Linked DNA regions of Homo sapiens: regions 1 and 2 are each linked to region 3. A link is a contact called in ENCODE Hi-C data. All regions are on one chromosome and are shown on one strand. Each heading gives the region's core, a stretch centred on a gene start or an enhancer-like site at or near the end of the contact. The rest is flanking DNA. Distances are from core to core; before and after follow the strand shown. Region 1 holds the start of CDON (cell adhesion associated, oncogene regulated). Region 2 holds the start of RPUSD4 (RNA pseudouridine synthase D4). Region 3 holds the start of PRDM10-DT (PRDM10 divergent transcript).

Evidence for each region. A loop is a pair of places that touch in the nucleus more often than their neighbours do. Pooled maps may share reads with other maps.
Region 1: a loop to region 3 is called in a map of CD8-positive, alpha-beta T cell, with 13 times the contacts of the local background. The contact joins the promoter of CDON here to the promoter of PRDM10-DT in region 3. A Hi-C loop is called at or near these places in 4 of 168 maps with a recorded cell type or tissue (CD4-positive, alpha-beta memory T cell, CD8-positive, alpha-beta T cell and naive thymus-derived CD4-positive, alpha-beta T cell), 2 of 37 single-sample maps with no recorded cell type and 15 of 50 pooled maps.
Region 2: a pooled map shows a loop between it and region 3 (34-fold over the local background). The contact joins the promoter of RPUSD4 here to the promoter of PRDM10-DT in region 3. A Hi-C loop is called at or near these places in 2 of 37 single-sample maps with no recorded cell type and 9 of 50 pooled maps.

Annotation. Positions count from the first base shown.
Region 1 is chr11:126,061,171-126,064,200 of GRCh38, reverse strand. CDON (cell adhesion associated, oncogene regulated) reads left to right here and starts at 1,335. Exons shown (of 20, transcript NM_001378964.1): 1 at 1,335-1,622. RefSeq lists silencers at 748-837, 908-1,577.
Region 2 is chr11:126,210,299-126,213,458 of GRCh38, reverse strand. It overlaps RPUSD4 (RNA pseudouridine synthase D4), which reads left to right and starts at 1,809. Exons shown (of 7, transcript NM_032795.3): 1 at 1,809-2,009; 2 at 2,404-2,569. The coding sequence starts at 1,821. It overlaps FAM118B (family with sequence similarity 118 member B), which reads right to left and starts at 1,677. Exons shown (of 9, transcript NM_024556.4): 1 at 1,629-1,677. RefSeq lists an enhancer at 1,795-2,024.
Region 3 is chr11:130,001,237-130,004,467 of GRCh38, reverse strand. It overlaps PRDM10-DT (PRDM10 divergent transcript), which reads right to left and starts at 1,844. Exons shown (of 1, transcript NR_024233.1): 1 at 1-1,844. PRDM10 (PR/SET domain 10) reads left to right here and starts at 1,633. Exons shown (of 21, transcript NM_199437.2): 1 at 1,633-1,746. RefSeq lists silencers at 910-1,299, 2,010-2,329, 2,340-2,389, 2,420-2,599 and an enhancer at 1,410-1,499.

The DNA.
Region 1 (3,030 bases), core at 86-2,585, 3.9 Mb after region 3:
AGAGCACCCCAGCCTGGGCGACAGAGTGAGACTCCGTCTTAAGAAAAAAAATTGTGTTTTTTTTTTCCGTCCTGTACTGACTTTCTTTCCAGGGGCTTTACAAAAACCCTGAATCTAGCTAATGCAGAAAGCTAACCTGCTTGAACAATACCACACTTTCAAAGCATTTCTTTTTAAAATTCACGTAAGAAGGTAAGGGAGGACTGGCATATTTCTCCTGAAGTTCAGTACTGAGTATTTATAAACTTAACTATTATTAGGGATCCTTTTGTAGTTAAGCTAATAGTAAGTAATGATGATGGGGAAAAAAAAGAGCTAACTGCTAATAATAACAATTTATAAAGAAGTTACAGTCCTTGAATGCCCACTGAGTGGCAGGTGCTTTTCACAAAGTATCGTATTTACGCTTCACAGCAACATTTTGAATAGAAATTTATTTTTCCTTTTTCTGTTTGAACAACTGAAGTTCATTGAGTTCAGATAACTTGGGGCAGGTCCAACGGACGAGTTGGAAAGACTCTGGGGCCAAAGGCTCACACCACGCCTCTCCTAGCCCCTGAGTTTTGCTACCTGCTTGCGTTTATGTGCAGGCAGGGCGGGTGGGTGGTGGTGGGGGAATCAGATGAAGCTGCCTAAGGAATTAAACATGGAAAGTGGTGGAAAGGCGAAGGAGGTATAAGCGGTGGGCCGCTGGAACCCTAAGAGAGACCAGGCAAGAACCGGGAGAAGGGATGCACCCGTTGGCGGCTCAGAGAACTTAGGTAGAGGCGAGGGGCGGGGCGGGGCGAGGGGCGGGGCCTGAACGAGGCTAGGGCGGGGCCCGAACGAGGCTAGGGCGGGGCCCGAACGAGGCTAGGGCGGGGCCTCGGGGGACAGAGTCGACCATTTGGAGACCTGCCAGAAGAGCCGTCTCTCCAAGGGAATGAAAGGTGAGGGGAGCGTGAGTGCAGGCATGATGGGAATCTCCGTGACTTGGTAAGGCAACTCACCCTTACCTGTCCTACACCCAAGAAAAGCCTCTTCTATGCTCCCCTGGGGTATCTCTCTTGCAGAGTAGGCAGGTCAATGACGAGGAGAGGGTCCTGCCCAGAGCGTGCCCCCCTCCGTCACTTGGTACGGCCCGTGCCCCCGCCGCTGATCTGGCAGGCTGCGCGCGCACACTCCGGCCGGGTGCGGGCCGGCGGGGCACAGCGGCCTCTACGGCCCGCCTCCGTCAGTCATTCCCCGGTCCCTCCTCCCGCTGCTCGCGTGCTCCGGGCCGGCCCAGCACCCTCCGAGTTACGTGCCCGCGCTCCCCGGCGGGGAGGAGCGCAGCCGCGGGGGCGCGCCCCGGTGACTCCGCCCCTCAGCTCCCCTCCCCTGAGCCCGGGAGCCCGGCTCGCGCGGCTAGGTGCGAGGAGACCCGGGACCCCACGCCCGCCCGCCCTGCCCAGCGCCCCAGCCCCGGCGTGCGAGGCGCCGCTCCCTCCTCTGCCCTGCGCGGTGCATGGAGGGGCCCGTTCGGATCGCAGCCGCCGCCACCGTAGCCGCCGCCGCGCGCGCGCGGGGGGATGACCTGGGGGTGGCTTTCCGAGCCGGCTGCAGCGCAGGAGGTCTGGAGGCTTAGCCAGCCCCGCGGAGAGGTGCGGGGGTGGGGGTCCCGCCGCAGGGTCGGAGGGAGGGGTGGCGCGCGGGCACTGGGCTTGGGGGGCCTTGGCTTAGGGGACGGGAGGTCCCGGGGACGGGCGGGCCGGCGTTCCCTGGAGGGCGTGGGGGTGCAGGGCTGCGTGCGGGGTCTGGATGCTGATGCTTGCCCGGCGGGGAGCCCCGGCGTTCCGCGTCCTCGGGGGCTCGGAGGCACCTCGCGGGAGGAGGCGGGGTGAGGTGTCAGTGACACGACGAAACCTCTTCTTGACGATGGTCCTCGGGGGCAGGTGAGATGCCGCAGAGCGGGGAGCTAGGGCGCCCGCGCGTTTTCCCAAGGGAGCCGGGTCCCTGGCCTCTCTCAATCTCCATCCCTGCAGAGCGCCCGCGAGAGACAGTGATTTATGTGTAGGGAGAAGCAAGAGAAATTTCCTGCACAATGTATCTTTCTCTGCCTTCACAAGACTCACTGACTTCCCAGCCCCAGGGAGTGTATTTTTCCTTCTCCTCTGTAAAGCTTTCTGTGGATTGCATTATCATTTGCTAAATACATTACAGCTCGCTATTTATTTCAGTCGGCAGCTTCCAGACCTTTGTTGCTTTCTCTCCACATCTAGGAATTTCAGCAATAAATCACTGAGGGGGATAGATAGACTCTCTTGCCCTTCCCTTCATTGTTCTCCCTAACCCCACCAAATCAGGTGGAAGGCTCTCCAAAAGGAGCTGTTTCCAGAATGCCTGCCCTTCCTCATCAGGACGACAGAGGGTGGCAGGTGCTTTAAGGGCAGACTGCTTTCCAGTGGGAATCCAGAATTTAGAGAACCTCATCAACAGAAAGTCAGCCTTTGTGTCCCAAACCAGACACCTTGAAAAACAGGAGGTTGGACTAAAAGCTCACATGAGATTTATTTTCAGGCCTATGCCAGTAAAGATGAAAGACGCCAAGTCAGTGAATTCTGATTCCTTTCGGCGCTGATAACATAACCCTCAAATTCCCAACTGACACTTGGCATACCTAGTGGACAGTGTCTCCAAGGAGAGGAAGGTGGGGAGGGTGTTAGAAAATGAAATGAGTTTATTGTCAGCATAATTCTAAACATTCTATGACATTTTGTAGTTCTCCCCCACCCTCAGTCTATTTTTAGCTGAAAATTTGGGGATAGTTCAACTTTTAAGATAAGATGAAAGAAAACCTTCAAAAAATTTTCTGGAAATTTTAAATTAGTGCTTAACTAGAAAGCATTCTTTGGAACCCGAGAAGCACCAAATACTGCAGTCTCTGTTATGCACATGTTGGAATGAACTGCCTCATACTTGAAGTTATATGAGAAGGATGGAGAAAACCTGTTTCATTTTGTAAAGACGTGCCCTGGGTGTGTGTTTGGCAGTGTGTAGAACAGAAACATT
Region 2 (3,160 bases), core at 560-3,059, 3.8 Mb after region 3:
TTTATAGACCTCTGTCTTACTGGTAAATTTGCAGGGGGTGGGTGGGGAACAGGAGAAACAGATGTTTCCCAATCTCCCTTGGAAATCTTTGCATTTGTATCTGGATCTGCATTTACACCTGCCTTATAAGAGAAACGTACACAAGCCTTGCTTCTTTCCCACTTTACAAATACATCTTCCTCTACCTTCATTCTTCAGGCCAAACATTGACAGAAATAAGACAATTCAAAATGTTCAGACACACCTAGCATACATTTATGATGCACTTCAGCCATCTAACAGATATCGAGTTTACTATGTGCCAGGTGAGTGGATTAAAAAAAAAAATTCTTCCAGGGACTCACAGATCAACAGCAGCTGCCAAGAGTACGCCTTGACCTGCATAACTCAATTAATTCAAACTCAAAGGAGTTACAGTGTAGGGGGAAAAGACCAGACCTCATCACTGACCACCTAGATTGTAACTAGTTTTCCTACTATCAAACCCTTTCCTTCCCCACTATCAAACCCTTTCCTTCCCCATCTGTCCTGCATTCAACTGCCAGATTCATTTCCAGAATTCCACTTTCAAGGAGTCTCTCTGCCCTACTCGAAAAGCTTCAAAGACTCCTCACTACGTATCACCTCTAGTTCAAACTCTTCAACTTGAGTCTTCTATGAGTAGCTCCACCTGATCAACTTTGTTTCTTGTTGGTACGGCTCCCTTCTGCCAAACCCTTTAGGAGGTGTAGAACCCAAATCTAATTCAACTACCTATTCTCTAATAACTCCTCAGGCAGCCTTCATTCCAAGCAGTCTTAAAAAATTGTTCCTTCTATCGTCACAGATCCATTAGTTTTCAGGACATTCTTTCTGAACTCAGCATAAGCTTTCCTCTTAACAAATGGCAGGTATATCCCAAGTTATTTTTAACACTACCATCCCAAACAGATGTTTATCTTCCCAGCCACCCCTGAGTGAAATCAGAGGGAGTCGCCTGCAGTTCGGGCAAGGGAATCCCAACATCGCATCTCGTGAGAGGAGGTATGGTGTGGTTGCAAACTATGGAGAGGAAAAATAAAGGAAACAGGAAAAGTGAAGGTCTGTGCTCCGTTCTTTCAGCTTTTTCTTTAGGAGGAGTAGGGAAGGTAGGGAGGAGACCCCCAAGAAATGAATTCTTGAGGAAGGGCAGAAAAAACACTCACAGTGCTTCCTAAGTAGGAAATAGGTGCTGGGGGCCCTGGATAAGGGAAGGGGCCGTCATCCTTAGGAGAAGGGTACAGGTTACAACGCGAAACAAAGAGGCTGGGAGTTGGAAGATGAAGGGTGGAGAGACTACAGAGATCCGGGCATCCGATCAAGAGGGTCCCCGACGCGTCCCGCAGGGGACTGGCGGATCACCGGAGATTCAGTGGCTAAGAGGGACGGCGTCGGTGCCTAGGAGGGCTCTGGGGCGAGCGTTTATGGGACATCGCTCCTAAGGGGGCGCGGGGGCGGGGAGGAGTTTTTGAGTGGGATCGTGTACCAAAAGGAGAAACGTTTCTCAGACCAGTGCTCTTCTTGAACGGAAATCCCGGGGACGCAGAAAACGTTAAACCGTTGAGGCACCGGCATTTCCCAGCCCCAGCCCGGCTTCCCTACACACTCACCGAGTCTCCTCCAAACGCCACTGCTCCAGCTGCAGCTACCGGCCGGCGCAGCCGCACTGAGCGCGCACCGTCCCCACGTGACTCGCCCAGGCCCCACCCCGCACCACGTGACCTGCAGGGCCCACCCACTCCCGCCTCATTGTAGTCGCCCTTCTCCACGTGGTCTTGGCTCGCCCCGCCCTTCCTTGTAAGATGGCGGCGCCCAGGTGGAGCGCGTCGGGCCCCTGGATCCGGGGAAACGGCCAAGGTTGCGGGAGTCTCTTCACTCTCGTCTCAAAGCCATTTTGTGCCGCTGCCGCTGCCTCTACGGCCATAAATGCCCAGAGATTAGCGGAGAAGCTCCGAGCCCAGAAACGGGAACAAGACACAAAGAAGGAGCCGGTGAGTCCAAAGGGACCAGAACTCCCTAGAGGCAGTGCGCTCATTGGTTTCCCAGACGGGGAGTAGGTAGGAGGGTCCTCTGAGTGAAAGCGTGTGAGTCAATAGCCCGGACGCAAGGTGGGAGAATGGGGAGAAGGCGGAGGGGAGGGGTCAGTAAGGGTACGGTGTTTTCCCGTGAGCTGGATCTTTGGCTACTGTCAGGCTCAGTCCTAACCACTGCGTCGGTACGCAGGTTAGACAGATGGGTATCTCTGCTCTCAAATTAGTCGAAGGCGGCGCGGGTCTGATGCAAAGATAGTCATTCCCTACTCAGATTCTCACCCAGACCTTTATGGAAGGTCTTCTCCACGGCTTCCGCACCAGGCATTCCCCACGGCTCCTTCTTTCTCCCTAGGTGTCCACAAACGCTGTTCAGCGGAGAGTGCAAGAAATAGTGCGGTTCACACGGCAGCTGCAGCGAGTCCACCCCAACGTGCTTGCTAAGGCACTGACCCGAGGAATTCTCCACCAGGACAAGAACCTTGTGGTCATCAATAAGCCCTACGGTCTCCCTGTGCATGGTAAGGACCACGCGGGAAAGGTGGAGGAACCTGCAGCTGCTTTCTGCTACAACCGAGGAAAACTGAGACGTTACTTGTGGTGCACTCTAAAGCCTTGCATTCAAATTAATTAAACTTTTGTAAACTACCGTCCAATATAAGGAACCACCGAGAACACAGAAATAAATAAATAAGACAGTCCTCCCTTTCTAAACATCTGACAGTAAGCAATTCGTAGAATACGCTGTGTGCAGACTACAGGGATCGCTGTAGAGATATACAAAGGCTGTGTGGTTCTAGACTAAAGGTTATCTTCCATCAGAACTGGGAATGAGAAAATGATACATAAGAAAAAAGGGGGTGTGTGTGTGTGTGTGTGTGTGTGTGTGTATGTATGTTGGAGTATATGTAACATACAACCCCAGAGTGACTGGAATTTAGTGGACCTTCAAATGTCTTTCAACAGATGTTGCATGTAGTTGTCAGGGACAGCTGAAGTGAATCAGGAAAGATTGATTTAAAAAATGCATTTGTGAAAGAGGGAAAAGGCCCATTTTAGCTAGAAGAAGGTAATGCTTTTTGGGGAGATACGGAGATAGTTGTTCACAAAGA
Region 3 (3,231 bases), core at 595-3,094:
ACCCTGTCACGAAGTTTAAAAAAAAAAAAAAGCTCTCTTTTCTTTCCACGTTGTTTCCAGCTATTTAAAGAAACAAAATGGTAGACTAGACGCAGTGGCTCACATCTGTAATCCCAGCAATTTGGAAGGCCAAGGCGGGAGAATCACTTGACGTTAGAGTTTGAGACCAGCCTGGCCAACATGGGGAAACCCCATCTCTACTGAAAATACAAAAATTAGCCGGGCGTGGTGGTGCATGCCTGTAATCTCAGCTACTAGAGAGGCTGAGGCAGGAGAATCGCTTGAACCCGGGAGGCAGAGGTTGCAATGAGCCCAGATCTCACCACTGCACTCCAGCCTGGGCAACAGAGCGAGACTCCGTATCAAAAAACAAAACAACAAAACAAAACAAAAAACAGTAAAGAGAATACTATTGAGTTAATTTTACAGTTTTTCACGCTGTGGGTGTTTTCTATTCTCGTCTTTTGCTTAGCTGTCCTGTCTCCCTCTTTTTCTCAGGCAATAGTTTAGGATTTTTGTAAGTTATATTGTCAGTACTTCTCATTTAAGTTCCAGACAGTGTGCTAAGCAAAGCACTTTACTCGGTAAAGTAAGAGCTCACTTAATCTTCAAAATAACGTAGCAAGGTAGATATCACGAACATAGCAAGGTAGATATCACCGAAGGGAAAACCGCTCCCCGAAGGTCCGAAGGTCCAAGGTCTCTCTGCCATCTAGCTGCCCTGCGTATTGCCTGCCAGTGGGTAGTTGGAGCTGGGTATCTCTCCAAAGCTGGGCTCTTGGCTGCCCTTTGTGAAGGCAATTTTAAGGGACAGCAGGATGTGGAAGCCTGCGGTTAAGGAGTGAGCTGAGTCACTGGGTAACCAGTGTTGAATAATGTTTCTCAATGTCTGAAATGACACTCACTTCCTTTCCAGATTGGTAGAGGAGAAAAAAGAGGCGCAGTGAAAGCGCTCTCAAGGTGCGGTGGGTCAGGGTGATAGGCGGCGCCCGGCCGCTCCCTGGGGGTCCTGAGGGCGAGACCCCGGCAGGCTCCCGACTCCGGGAGCCGGGCGGGAGTTCGGTTTTCGCCGGCGCTCCACGGCCAGGCCACTTCGGAGGCAATCTGTGGCGGGGCGGGCGGACGCGAGGGCCGCCTCACCCCCGCGCGTCTTCCGGGACACCGGGCCCTCGGGCGCGCGGGAGGCGGGCTTAGCACGGGCGCAGGCTGCCCTCGGCGCCCGAGACACCCAGGCACAGCTGGAAGCTTCCTCCCCGTTAGCACGCGGGCCGCAGCGGGGGCTTGACCCCAATGCGAAGAGTCGGGTTTTCTGATTGGCTGAGAGTAGAAACGCAGGCGAGCGCCGCCTGAGACCCGCTCTGCGATTGGGTTTTACACGAACAGCAGAGCACGAAATAAAGAGGCCTTCAGTCATTGGGCCATTATGTGAATCTCCTTTTGGCTTCTCTGCAGACTGAATAAGCGTCTCAGGATCTTCGTCATGACTCCTAAATCTGGGCCTGTCAGTTCGCCCCAGCGTTTCTCGTCTCTAGGCACGGCATGGGGCTTACAGAGTTTAACCAATCATATAACGTCGAGATCAGGTTGCCAGGCAGATTATGCTAATAAGACCCCGCCTTTTATGCTGCTCCCACTCTGCGGCGGGAAGAACCACCTGGAGGTGGCGGGGGGGGTTGATTTCTATCACCCCTAGGGAGAGAGGATCGGGGACCCGCTGATCTTCCAGCTCCCCTCACCCAACGTCGTGTAAGTACCTAAAGGATTAAGGGAACCAGATAAGCCAGGGTCCAGACTACCCCATAGACTGGGAGGGTGTTTCGTCTTTGCTTAGTCCCACCCAAAATGGCGCCCAGCTCTTTCCGCGTCTCAGAGCCCGGCCGGGGCCAACCGACCGCGGACCCGGGTGGGGGGGGAATTGATGGTGGTGGTGGGGGGGAGAAATCCCGGCGGCACCGCCCGATGGTACAGTCCAGCCGGGGCTGGGACGAGGCACCTCACTCGGGGTGGGGGGTCAAACCATCTGCACCTTCCAAGGGGAAGAGGGCAAGGCCCCCTCCAGCAGGCCCTCCTGGCGCCGCGTTCAGCGCCGGCCTCGGCGTCTCGTCGCCCCTGCCTTCGCCGCGCGCAGCCTCCCCCTGCGACCCCCGAGTGGCTCGCACGCTCCGCCGGCCGCGCGCACCTCTCCTCCCCTGCCCGCGTTGGTTGGGCCGGGACGGCGGTTGGGCGGCCTGCGCGCTCCGGCGGCGGCGGTTGCGCGGGCGCTCCGGGCGCGGCGGGCAGGTCTCCGCCGGCCGGGAGCCGAGCACCGGGGGCTGGGGGCCGGGCGCCGGGCTGGGGGTGGCAGTGCGGGCAGGGCTCCGGGGCTGGCCGGTTGCGGGCGCGTGGGGCGGAGGGTCCTGTTCGATGGGGCGCCCAGCTTTGTCTGCGGAGGCCGCGCCGCCCACTTGCCATCGATGGCTGGGCCCCCGGCCTGCCTTCCCAAGCTAGCGTCCGGGACCGGGGCGGGGGGCCGGCCCGCAGGGGTGTGGGGTGGCCCCTGCGGGTCTGTCCCGTGGCACCGCGTCGGGGCTGGCCGGGCGGAGGCGGAGGCCGAGGCCGGGGTCGCGGCCCTGCCCCAGTCCGCCTGCACCCAGGGTGCAGCGCAGAGGCAGGGCGAGGCCGGTCGGCGCTCGGGAGAGGGCTGATGGTGTGCACCTCTCCAGCCCCTCGCCAGCTTTTGTTAAGCAGGTTTAACCCTGCAGCTAGGTGTTGATACTCTACTAAGTAAAATGGAATATTCCCCGTCTGCCCTCCAGCCACGCGAACGCAGCGCTGTTGAATTTGTGTGCGCGCCTTTAGCCTTGCTTGGTGGATGAGTTGGATTTTAGTGCATTTTCAATCAATGTGCGTGTACACTTAAGCACAAGGAGAGGTGGCTTTGTGCTGTCATCGAGGATTAGATGTGTGATGAGACCCACCCAGCTCTGCCCTGTGCCCTAATTCTGCTGCTTTGCCTGTTGAAACCTTGCCTGTCTCGTCACCCCAAATTCTCTAAACTTAGCAGTACTTAACCTTTATTAAAAACAGCAGAATCACTCATGACTGTTTTGTGGCCTCTTTTTCTGACCTGTTCTCTTTGTTTCTATCACTCCTCCATCGCTGTAAGGCAAGAAGGTGTATTATTACATTGTATTTTTTTTGTATCTTCCTACCATTCCAGCATCACAATAGCTTCCACTTTGATGAGCAGTA